Linked DNA regions of Homo sapiens: region 1 is linked to region 2. A link is an interaction called in ENCODE POLR2A ChIA-PET data of the cell type or tissue named here. Cell type or tissue: PC-9. All regions are shown on one strand. Links, peaks and the distances in the headings refer to the core of each region. The heading gives the core; the rest is flanking DNA. Region 1 has its middle 13 kb from the start of TUT7. Region 2 overlaps LOC105376131 (a long non-coding RNA gene).

Evidence for each region. ChIA-PET counts read pairs that join two places held together with the same protein. Peaks named below come from ENCODE experiments on the same cell type or tissue, not always from the same donor. Only the 100,000 strongest peaks of a DNase experiment are listed, where the experiment ranks them.
Region 1: POLR2A ChIA-PET joins it to region 2 with 8 read pairs; 1 of 35 experiments calls an interaction of 5 or more read pairs at or near these places.

Annotation. Positions count from the first base shown.
Region 1 is chr9:86,364,613-86,369,992 of GRCh38, forward strand. No RefSeq gene overlaps it. Among named protein-coding and RNA genes, the nearest start is that of TUT7, 13 kb to the left of the region's middle. In PC-9, for the core only: no CTCF peak of the experiment used is centred there; a DNase peak (open chromatin) is centred at 4,739; H3K27ac peaks cover 1,216 bases.
Region 2 is chr9:87,988,248-87,993,627 of GRCh38, forward strand. LOC105376131 (a long non-coding RNA gene) reads left to right here. Exons shown (of 3, transcript XR_930088.2): 2 at 4,430-4,482. Among named protein-coding and RNA genes, the nearest start is that of CDK20, 16 kb to the left of the region's middle. In PC-9, for the core only: no CTCF peak of the experiment used is centred there; a DNase peak (open chromatin) is centred at 3,104.

The sequences.
Region 1 (5,380 bases), core at 252-5,251, 1.6 Mb before region 2:
ATACTTAAAGATTCTCGAGTCAGTAAGCCATCTCCCTGCTCTTTGGTTTAAGATAGTTCTAACTTGGTGAGGCTTGCTTACTGTCAATTTTCCTCCAAAATGCTTTCCTCCACTAGTATTGCCATAGTTGCGATGGACTGAATGCATTGAGGCCATCCACAAGTGACTGGGTCTAAGACCTTTGATAGGAAGGCTACGGGCTGCCGGTGGCCTCCCTGTTCTTGAGTCAGCACTCCTAAAGCTACCCCACTGTCCACATTAACAAAAAGGTGGAATGGCTTTTCTAGGGAGGGTAAGGCTAAAACAGGGGCAGTTATGAGCCTTTTCTTCAGCTTCTCAACTTGATCAGCTTCCTCAGAAGTCCACGGGAGATGGTTAGGCTTCTCCTGGGCAAGCTTTTGATATAACAGTTTACTGTGCAGTGCATATGAGTCAATCCATAAGTGGCAGTATCTGACTAACCCTAAAAATTTCGAGTTCTTGTTTAGTTTGAGACAAGGGTAAGGACATGATTCCCTTGATCCATTCAGGCCCTATTCTTCACTTGCCTGTGCTTATTAAGTGGCCTAAATATTTAACTTCGGGCTGTACATACTGAAGCTTTCTTTTTGAGACTTGTAGCCTCTCAAACTGCAGACAGTTAAGAATATGTGTAGAGAAGTCAGTTACCTTCTCTTTATCTTCAACAGCTATAAGAATGTCATCCACATACTGAAGAAGGCATATTTGTTCTGGGATGACAACTTTTTCTAATACTTGTTCTAAAATTTGACCAAAAAGATTAGGGGAGTCTGTGAACCCTTGGGGCAAGATTGTCCATCAATGTTGTTGTTTCTGCCCTGAGTGGGGATCCTCCCACTCAAAAGCAAATATATCTTGGTTATCTTCATCCAAGGCACATGCCCAAAAAACATTCTTCAAATCTGTCATAGTAAACCATTGATGATTATATGGACTGGCACTATTGGGGTGTTATAAAGGGACATACAGAGCTCAAGAGGCCTGTCCTTAATAAGGCCTTCGATTATAGGTTTTAACTCTATCTTATCTTCTAGGGAAATAGGGTATTGTTTCCTACTTACTACTTCTCCCGGGGTTTTTAGCTTGATGTGGATCAGAGGGACTTGGAGTTTCCCTCGGTTTTCTTCTTTGGACCAGATATTAGGATTAACATATTTTTCATCTGTAGTGGTGAGTAGGTTTAATGAGGTGAGGAATCCTCTTGGGCTGACTTGCAGACCTATGCCTAACTTTAACATTAAATCCCTCCCCAGTAAATTAGTTCCTGCTTCAGGGATTAACAAGAACTGAATATAAGCTGAGCAATCCTGGTATCTAACTTCTGTGCTTTCTAAAATTTTTGCTCTAAATCCTCCCCCTTTTACCCCAGAGACTAAAAGTTCCTCTGAGGAGGAGACAATATTAGATGGGGGGTGGGGAACAAACAGAGGGGCAAGCAGCCCCTGAGTTGACTAAAAAGGTGATAAGCTCATGTTTAGGTCCCACCTACAAATTTATCAAGGGCTCCTGGTGGTACTCAAGATAAAAGAGACAGAGCCTCTGACCCCCCTATTCTTCCTTGAAAGTCATGAGTGGAAGGGTTTCTTTTTCCTTTCTTAGTTCAGGACATCCTTTCTTGAAGTGGCCTGTTCTTCCACATCTATAGCACCTATCTTGTCTTTCCTCCCGCTTAGTTCTGGGATTCTTTAACCCTGCTCCCCCATACTCTTTAGGGGGTCTGGTAGACGAGGACCTTGGTCCTCCAGATGGAGGCTGGGGTCCTTTTAGAGAGGGGTCTTTAGGTTGGGAGGGAACAGGCTGGTGGGATGGTAATTCTCAAGAGTCAGGGTTATAAGGAGGAAGAATAACATGAGTACAGGGGGAATTGGAATGGGATCTGAGGCAGCAGTGGCTGTCTGAGGGAAAAGATTGGAGACACTGAGTGGGGGACACTGAGTCTAGGGGATACCATGCACTGGAGTCTTTAGGCATGAGAGCTGGCTTCTCTAACTTTTCAGTTTGAGGTGCTAGATTGGGTTCTTCCCTATTTGTTTTTAAGGGAAAAAGGAGGGCTGCGCCTTGCCTCCAACAAAGGGCATAGCCTACTTCTTCTTGAGACAGTGGACCTTTATCATTACCATATCGGATTAGAAGTTGGCACATCACATCCTCATTCGACCCAAACTTTGGCCAGAAGATTGAGGGTTTGAGGATGGGTCCCTGAGTCCAAATATAACAGCAATATTTTATCATTTGTTGCTTTTTCCTATGTTTAGTCCTTTCATTATCCTTCCAGTGTTTTAGCATGAGACCCAGAGGGCTATCTGGGGGGATATCTTTGTTACCATCTTTATCCCCTTTGCTCCCTCTCTTGCTTGGGATATTTCCCATCTTGATGGTTTTGGGGTAAGGTTCAAAGTTCAATTTCCCTTACTGGACATTTTTCACCTTTTGGGGTGAGGCTCAATTTCCCCCACTGGAAATTTCTTGCCTTTTCTACTGCTGGAGGTTTGTGTGAGGTTTAATCCCTGCCAAGAGGGATGTCTTGCCTCTTTTTAACCTCTAAGCCACCTTGACCAAGGAGTACTTCACCACACCCCCCACCCCCCTGCAGCTTTCTTACCTTAGTCCTGACCACCAAGGAAATACTTTACCAGCTCACACAGCTTCTCCTTCCTTGGTCTGTGCACAGAGTCATCACCACAGTATGTGAAGATCCTTTAAGCTAGGTTGCTGGCCAGTTTTTTTTTTTCTTCCCGTGTTGCTCAGGTTATTCCTCACACTGGGTGGGTCTTGATTTCTCACCCCTGAGGCCGCCACAAGGGGACGGGGTGCACCTCCTCATGAGAGAGAACCAGACACTATCCCTGGAGGGGAATGTAATCACGGGCGAGCCCCCAAATTGTTATATGTAAAGTTTCAGTGCCGCAAAAGAAATAGCACTCAAATATAAAATTTTCTTTTTGATTCTCAGGAAGGCAATGTACTTCTATAGAAGGGTGCAACCTTACAGATGGAGCAATGGTGAGCACACACTTGGACAAGGGAGGGGAAAGAGTTCTTATCCCTGACTCATGTGGACCCTGCTGCTGTATCCTTCCCTTATTGGCTAGGGTTAGACCACACAGGCTAAACTAATTCCAATTGGCTAATTTAAAGAGAGTGATGGGGTGAGTGGTTTGGCGGGAAAAATGGCTATGACAGAGCAGGTAATTGGAATGAGTCAGGGTGGAGTAAGTAATCGAAAAAGGTTGCTTTATGAGGAAGTTAAGTTTAAAAGTAGAAGGCAAAGAATTGAACATACTGGCATATTGATTATTTGAAAAGAAATTTAGAACTTATATCTAACAGTGAGACTCCTGTCTCTACAAAAAAAAATTATAAAATTAGCCAGATGTGGCATGTGCCTGTGGTCCCAGCTATTCTGGAGGCTAAACTGGGAGGATTGCTTGAGCCCTCCCACCTCAGGAGTTCAAGGCTGAAATGGGCTATGATCATGCCACTGCACTCAGACCTCGGCAACAGAGTGAGACTCGTATCAGAAAGAGAAGATAAGAGAAGAAAAGAAAAGGAAAGAAAAGAAGAAAAGAAAAGCTTATAATCCTGGCTGGGCACAGTCATGGCTCACATCTGTAATCTCAGCACTTTGAGAGGTGGAAGCAGGCAGGTCACTTGAGTCCAGGGGTTCTAGACCAGCCTGGGCAACATGGCGAAACCCCATAACTGCAAACAATACAAAAATTAGCCAGGCATGGTGTCATGCACCTGTAGTCCCACTTTGGGTAGCTGAGGTAGGAGGATCACTTGAACCTGGGAAGTCAAGGCTGCAGTGAGCCTGATCATGCCACTGAACTCCAGACTGGGTGACAGAGCGAGATCCTGTTTCAAAAAAAAATACATAAAAATAAATTTATTTCTTTCCTTCCTTCCTTCTTTCCTTCCTTCCTTCCTTCCTGCTTCCTTCCTTCTTTCCTTTCTTTCCTTCCTTCCTTCCTTCTTTCTCTCTCTCTCTCTCTTTCTTTCTTTCCTTCTTTTTCTTTCTTTCTCTCGAGACAAAGTTTCACTCTTGTTGCCCAGGCTGGAGTGCAATGGCACAATCTCACCCACTGCAGCCTCTGCCTCCCAGGTTCAAGTGTTTCTCCTGCCTCAGCCTCCCAAATAGCTGAGATTAGAGGCACCCACCACCATGCCTGGTTAATTTTTCTGGATTTTTAGTAGAGATGGGATGTCATGATGTTGGCCAGGCTGTTCTCAGACCCTTGACCTCAGGTGATCTACCCACCTCTGCCTCCCAAAGTGCTGGGATTACAGGGGTGAGCCTCCATGCCCAGTAATAAATTTCAACAAAGAAAATGTTACAATCTTGTTACAGGTATGCCAAGATCATATGCCTACTGCATAGTAATAGACCAATACACTGAGACAGCATGGTTTGCAGCAGAGAAAGAGTTTAATGATTGCAGGGCAGCCAAGTAGAGAGACGAGAGGAATCCTCAAATCCATATCCTCCGGGGAGTTCTGGACTGGGGTTTTTAAGGAGATTTTGGAGGGCAAGGGGCTGGAAAATTGGGGCTGTTGATTCATTGTGGCAAGGGGATGAGATCATCAGGATGTGGAAACTTCATTCATTGGTGAGTCAACTTCTCATAGAATCCTACAGACCAGCTGGCATCAGTAGTTTCAGTATGCAGGATCTGAAAGAATATCTGAAATGGAAAACAATATTTCACAATGCTTAAGTTGCTATCTCTAGAACAGTTCAGGGGAAGTATAATCTTGTGACAGAGTTTGTGTGATTCCAGCGCAGTAGGTTGTAAACAACTATGAGGAAACAGGTCAGAGAACAAGCTGGCCTAATGATTAATGCTGAATGTGCTGCAAGGTTGGTTTGTTTTCATTTCTCCATCTCCCTTTTTCACTGATTAATTTTATAAAGTTTATAGGAACAGTTTTGATCCTGTTAAATTTCTTTTAACTTTGGAGCACTGACTTCATTTTTTTTGCAGTCTGTATTTCCAGGATGGCTATTCCCAGTTTTTTGCTGGAATAAACTCATTAAAACTGAATTCTCATTCTTTTGGTTATTTCAGGTTGACAGTTTTATAGAGCTATATATACCTTGTTACCTGCTACATCATGTAGCTATTTATTATTGTTATTTATTTCTTGTCTTTTATTTTATTTTCCACTAAAATATAAATACCACAAGGGCAGAGATTTTCCTGTTGGGTTAACCTGTATGTCCTCCAGAACGTAGTATTTCATGAGGTATATAAACCACATTTACTTTATCTGTTTATTTTACTGGACACCTAGGTTGATTCCTTATCTTGCCTATTGTGAATAGCGCTGCAATAAATAGGCGGATGCCAATGTCTCT
Region 2 (5,380 bases), core at 199-5,198:
TCTCAATTCTGTTCATATGGATATAGATCTACATGTCTATCCTTATGCCAGTACTACCTGATCTTAATTACTGTAGCTTTGTAGTAAGTTTTGAAATCAAGAAATGTAAATCCTTTAACTTTGTCTCCCTTTTTCAAGATTGTTTTAGCTATTCTGAGTTCCTTGGATTTAAAAAAAATTTTTTTGTCCTTGGAAGACTTCAAAATTTTGATATAAATTTTTGGATTAGCTTCTCAACGTTTCCAACAAAAACAGCCAACTAAATTTTGTGAGGATTGTAGTGAATCTGTACACAATCTTAAGATGAAAATACTAATCCCATGAAGACAGGATGTCTTTCTACTTATTTAGATCTTAATTTGTTTCAATGTTGTTTTGTAGTTTTTCATATCATCACTCTTAAGTTCAGACTTTCACAAAGTCTTTGGACATGGGCACAGTGCAGCTACGTTCTTTGCTAAGGTGTAACAAGGGTGACCCTTCCTCCAGTTCCCAATAAGTTCCTTATTTCCATCTGAGACCTCATCAGCCTGGCCTTCACTGTCCCTAATTCTATCAGCACTTTGGTCACAACCACTTAACCAGTCTCATAAAAGTTCCAAACGTTCCCTCATCTTCCTTTCTTCTTCTGAGTCCCCCAAACTCTTCCAAATTGTCCATTACTCAGTTCCAAAGCTGCTTCCACATTTTCAGCTTTCTTTATAGCCATGTGCCACTCCTCAGTATTAATTTTCCATATTAGTCCATTTTGCACCACTATAAAGGAATACCTGAAGCTAAGTAATTTGTTTGTTTTTTATTTTTATTTATTATTTTTGAGACAGAGTCTCACTCCGTTGCCCAGGCTGGAGTGCAGTGGCACAATCTTAGCTCACTGCAACCTCCGTCTCCCGAGTTCAAGTGATTCTTGTGACTCAACCACCCAAGTAACTGAGATTGCAGGCATGTGCACCACACCCAGCTAATTTTTTGCTATTTTTTAAGTAGAGACAGGGTTTTACTGTGTTGGCCAGGCTGGTCTTGAACTCATGGCCTCAAGTGATCTACCCACCTCATCTTCCCAAAGTGCTGGGATTACAGGCCACTGCACCTGGCTGAGGCTGAGTAATTTATAAAGAAAATAAGTTTATTTGGCACACAGTTCTGCAGACTGTACAAGAAACATGGCATCAGCATTGGCTGATCTTCTGGTGAGGGCCTCAGGAAAGTTTTATTCATGGTAGAAGGCAAGGGAAGCTGGCATGTCATATGGGAGAGAGGGAGCAGGAGAGATAGGGCAGATCCCAGACTCTTTAACAACCAGATCTTGCTTGAACTAATGGCACTAGAACTCTCATTAATGTAGGGAAGGCACCAAGCCATTACTGAGGGATCTGTCCCCATGGCCCAAACACCTTGCACCAGGCCCCACCACCAACATTAGCAGTCACATTTCAATATGAGATTTGGAGAGGACAAATATCAAAACTATCTCAACAAGTTGTGCTTCTTTTAAGTTTATTCCTAAAAATGTATTTTTATGCTATTGTAAATGGAATTATTGTCTTAATTTTATTTTCAGATTGTTCACTATTAGTGTGTATAAATATAATTGATTTTCATATATTGACCTTGTATTCTGCAACATTGCCAGACTTATTTGTTAGCTTTAACAATTTTCATGTGAATTCCTTAGTGTTTTCTACGTGCAAATTCATATTATCTGCAAATGGATGGTTTTATTCCTTCCTTTTAATGTGTATGCCTTTTATTTCTTCCTCTTTTGATTGTCCTGACTAAAATCTTCAGTACAATGTGGAATAGAAATGGAAAAAACAGACATTGTTTTGTTCCCTATATTGGCAGGAAGACTTTCAGCTTTTTTTTTTTTTTTTTTTTTTGAGACAGGATCTCTCTCTGTCACCCAGGCTGGAGTGCAGTGGTATGATCATGGCTCACTGCAGCCTCAACCACCTGGACCCAAGTGATTCTCTCACCTCAGCCTCCCAAGTAACTGGGAACACAGGTGCACACCACCATGACTGGCTAGTTTTTAAAAATTATTATTTGTAAGACTGGGCACGGTGGCTCATGCTTGTAATCCCAGCACTTTGGGAGGCTGAGGTGGGTGGATCACAAGGTCAGGAGTTCAAAACCAGCCTGGCCAACACAGTGAAACCCCGTCTCTACTAAAAATACAAAAATTAGCTGGGCGTGGTAGCGGGCGCCTGTAATCCCAGCTACTCAGGAGGCTGAGGCAGGAGAATCATTTAAATTTGGGAGGCGGAGGTTGCAGTGAGCCAAGATTGCGCCATTGCCCTCCAGCCTGGGCGACAGAGCTAGACTCCGTCTCCAAAAAAATTATTTGTAGAGACAAGGTCTTGCTATGTTATTCAGGCTGGTCTTGAACTCCTGGGCTTAAGCGACCCTCCCACCTCAGCCTCCCAAACTGTAGGGATTACAGGCATGAGCCACTGAACCCAGCCACTTTCAGCTTTTTATCATTAAGTAGGATGTTACTTGTAGGGTTTTTGTAGATGGCTTTATTAGGTTGAGGAATATTCTTACTTTGTTGAATATTTTGTATCCTGAAAAGGTTTCGGATTTGTCAAATTTTTTTTCTTTTGAGATTATCATGTAGAGTTTGTCTTTTATTAATATAGTGTATTACATTGATTGGTTTTCTTATGTTGAACCCAGTTTGCATTTGTGGGGTAACTCGCACCTACTCATTGTGTCTAATCCTTTTCTTTAAAAATACACCTGACATTTTAGAACAGTTTTAGGTTCACAGAAAATAGAGCAGAAAGTACAGAGTTCCCACACATGCATAGCACTCCTCACCATCCATATCCTGCACTGGAGTGGGAGATTTACTAGAATTGATGAACCAACATTAACACTTAATTATCATCCACGTTCCATAGTTTACATTCAGTTTCATTGTTGGTGTCATACATTCTGTAGGTTTTGGCACAAATATAATGGCACATATCCACCATTATAGTGTCATATAGAATTGTTTCACTGCCCTAAAAATGCCTGTGCTCTACCTCTTCTTCCCCTCACACAAACCCCTGGCAACCACTGATGTTTTTGCTGTTTCCATAGTTTCACCTTCTTCAACATGTCATATGGTTGGAATCAGAAAATATGTAGTCTTTCCAGATTGGCTTCTTTCACTTAGCAATATGCAAGTTTCCTTCATGTCTTTTCATGGCTTGTTAGCTCATTTGTTTTTAGTGCTGAATAATATTTTGTTGCCTGGATGTACCAAAATTTATTTATCTCCTCCCCTACTAAAGAACATCTTGATCTACGGCCATACCACCCTGAACGCACCTGATCTCATCTAAAGAGCATCTTGGTTGCTTCCAAGTTTTGGCAATTATTAATAAAGTTGCCATAAAATGTGTGTGCTGGTTTTTGTGTTGACATGTTTTCACCTTATTTGGGTAAATACCAAAGAACATGATTGCTGGAATGTATGTTAAGAGTATGTTTACTTATGTAAGAAACTGCCAAACTATCTTCCAAAGTGGATATATCATTTTGCATTCTCACCAGTAATGAATGGGGGTTTCTGTTGCTCTATCTCCTAGCTAGCATTTGCTGTTGCCAGTGTTTTGGATTTTCACCATTCTAATAGATTTGTAGTGATAACTTATTGTTTTAATTTGCAATTCCCTAAAGAAATATGATGTTGAACATCTTTTCATAAGCTTATTTGTCATTTGTATATCTTTTTTGGTGAGGTATCTGTTCAGATCTTTTGCCAATTTTTTCTTTTTTTTTAATTTTCAAGTCCTCATATCTCAGATGATTTTGCCAATTTATTTTTATTTTTTATTTTTTTGAGATGGAGTCTTGCTCTGTTGCCCAGGCTGGAGTGCAGTGGCACAATCTTGGCTCACTGCAACCTCTGCCTCCCAGGTTCGAGCAATTCTCCTGCTTTAGCCTCTCGAGTAGCTGGGATTACAGGCATGCACCACCTTGCCTGGTTAATTTTTATATTTTTAGTAGAAATCGGGTTTTGCCACATTGGCCAGGCTGGTTTCAAACTCCTGACCTCAAATGATCCACCCGCCTTGGCCTCCCAAAGTGCTGGGATTACAGGTATGAGCCACTGCTCCCGGACATGTTGTCAATTTTTTAATTGGGTTAAATAACAGTCCTTTGTAAGATATGTCTTTTGCAAATACTTTCTCCCAGTCTATGAATTGTCTTAATATTCTTTTGATGTAATCTTTATATGTTGCTAGATTTGGTGTGTTAGTATTTTGTTGAGAATTTTTTTCATCCTTTTTCATAAAAGATAATGGTTTGTAGTTTTCTTACAATGTCATTGTCTGGTTTTTGTATCAATGTAACACAGTCCTCATAGAATGTGTTGAAAAGTATTTCCTCCTCTTTTATATTTTGAAAGAGTTTGGTGTTAATTCTTTTTTAGACACTTGGTAGAATGCACCGGTGAAGCTATCTGGTCCTGCGCTTTTCTTTGTGGTAAGCTTTATAATTATTAATTGTTATGTGTTTATTCTGAATTTCTATTTGTTCTTCAGTCAGTTTTGGTAGTCTGTGTCTTTCCACGAATCTGGTTTTTTTTTTTTTTTGAGACGGAGTTGCCCAGGCTGGAAGCTCCGCCTCCCGGGGTCACGCCATTCTCCTGCCTCAGCCTCCCGAGTAGCTGGGACTACAGGCGCCCGCCACCACGCCCAGCTAATTTTTTTTGTATTTTTAGTAGAGACGGGGTTTCACCATGTTAGCCACGATGGTCTCAATCTCCTGACCTCGTGATCCGCCCGCCTTGGCCTTCCAAAGTGCTGGGATTACAGGCGTGAGCCACCGCGCCCGGTCATGTCCTATTTTTTATTCTTGGTTTCAGTGATACAAGTCTTCTCTCTTATTTCCTGGTCATTCTAGCTATAATGAAGTTTTGCCAGTTTTATCAATCATTTCAAATAACTAACTTTTGGGTTTGTTAATTATTTATATTGTTTTTATCTTCCCAGTTGCATTTATTTTCCCTCTAATCTTTATTATTTTCTTAATTCTGATTGCCTTGGGTTTATTTTGCTCCTTTTTCCCCAGCGTCTTTTTTTTTTTTTTTTTTTTTTAAGAAATGGGCCTCACTAAGTTGCCCAGCGTAGAGTGCAGTAGCTATTCACAGGTGCAATCATAGCACACTGCAGCCTCAAATTCCTAGCCTCAAGTGATCCTTCCATCTCAGTCTCCTGAGTAGCTAGGACCACAGGCACACACCACCATCCCTGGCGCCCCTGTGTCTTAAGATGGAAGGTTAGATTATTGTTTGAAATCTTTCTTTTTTAAAAATATGGGCATTTATAGCTATAAATTTCACCCTAAGCATTAATTTTGCTGCATCCATAAATTTGGGTAT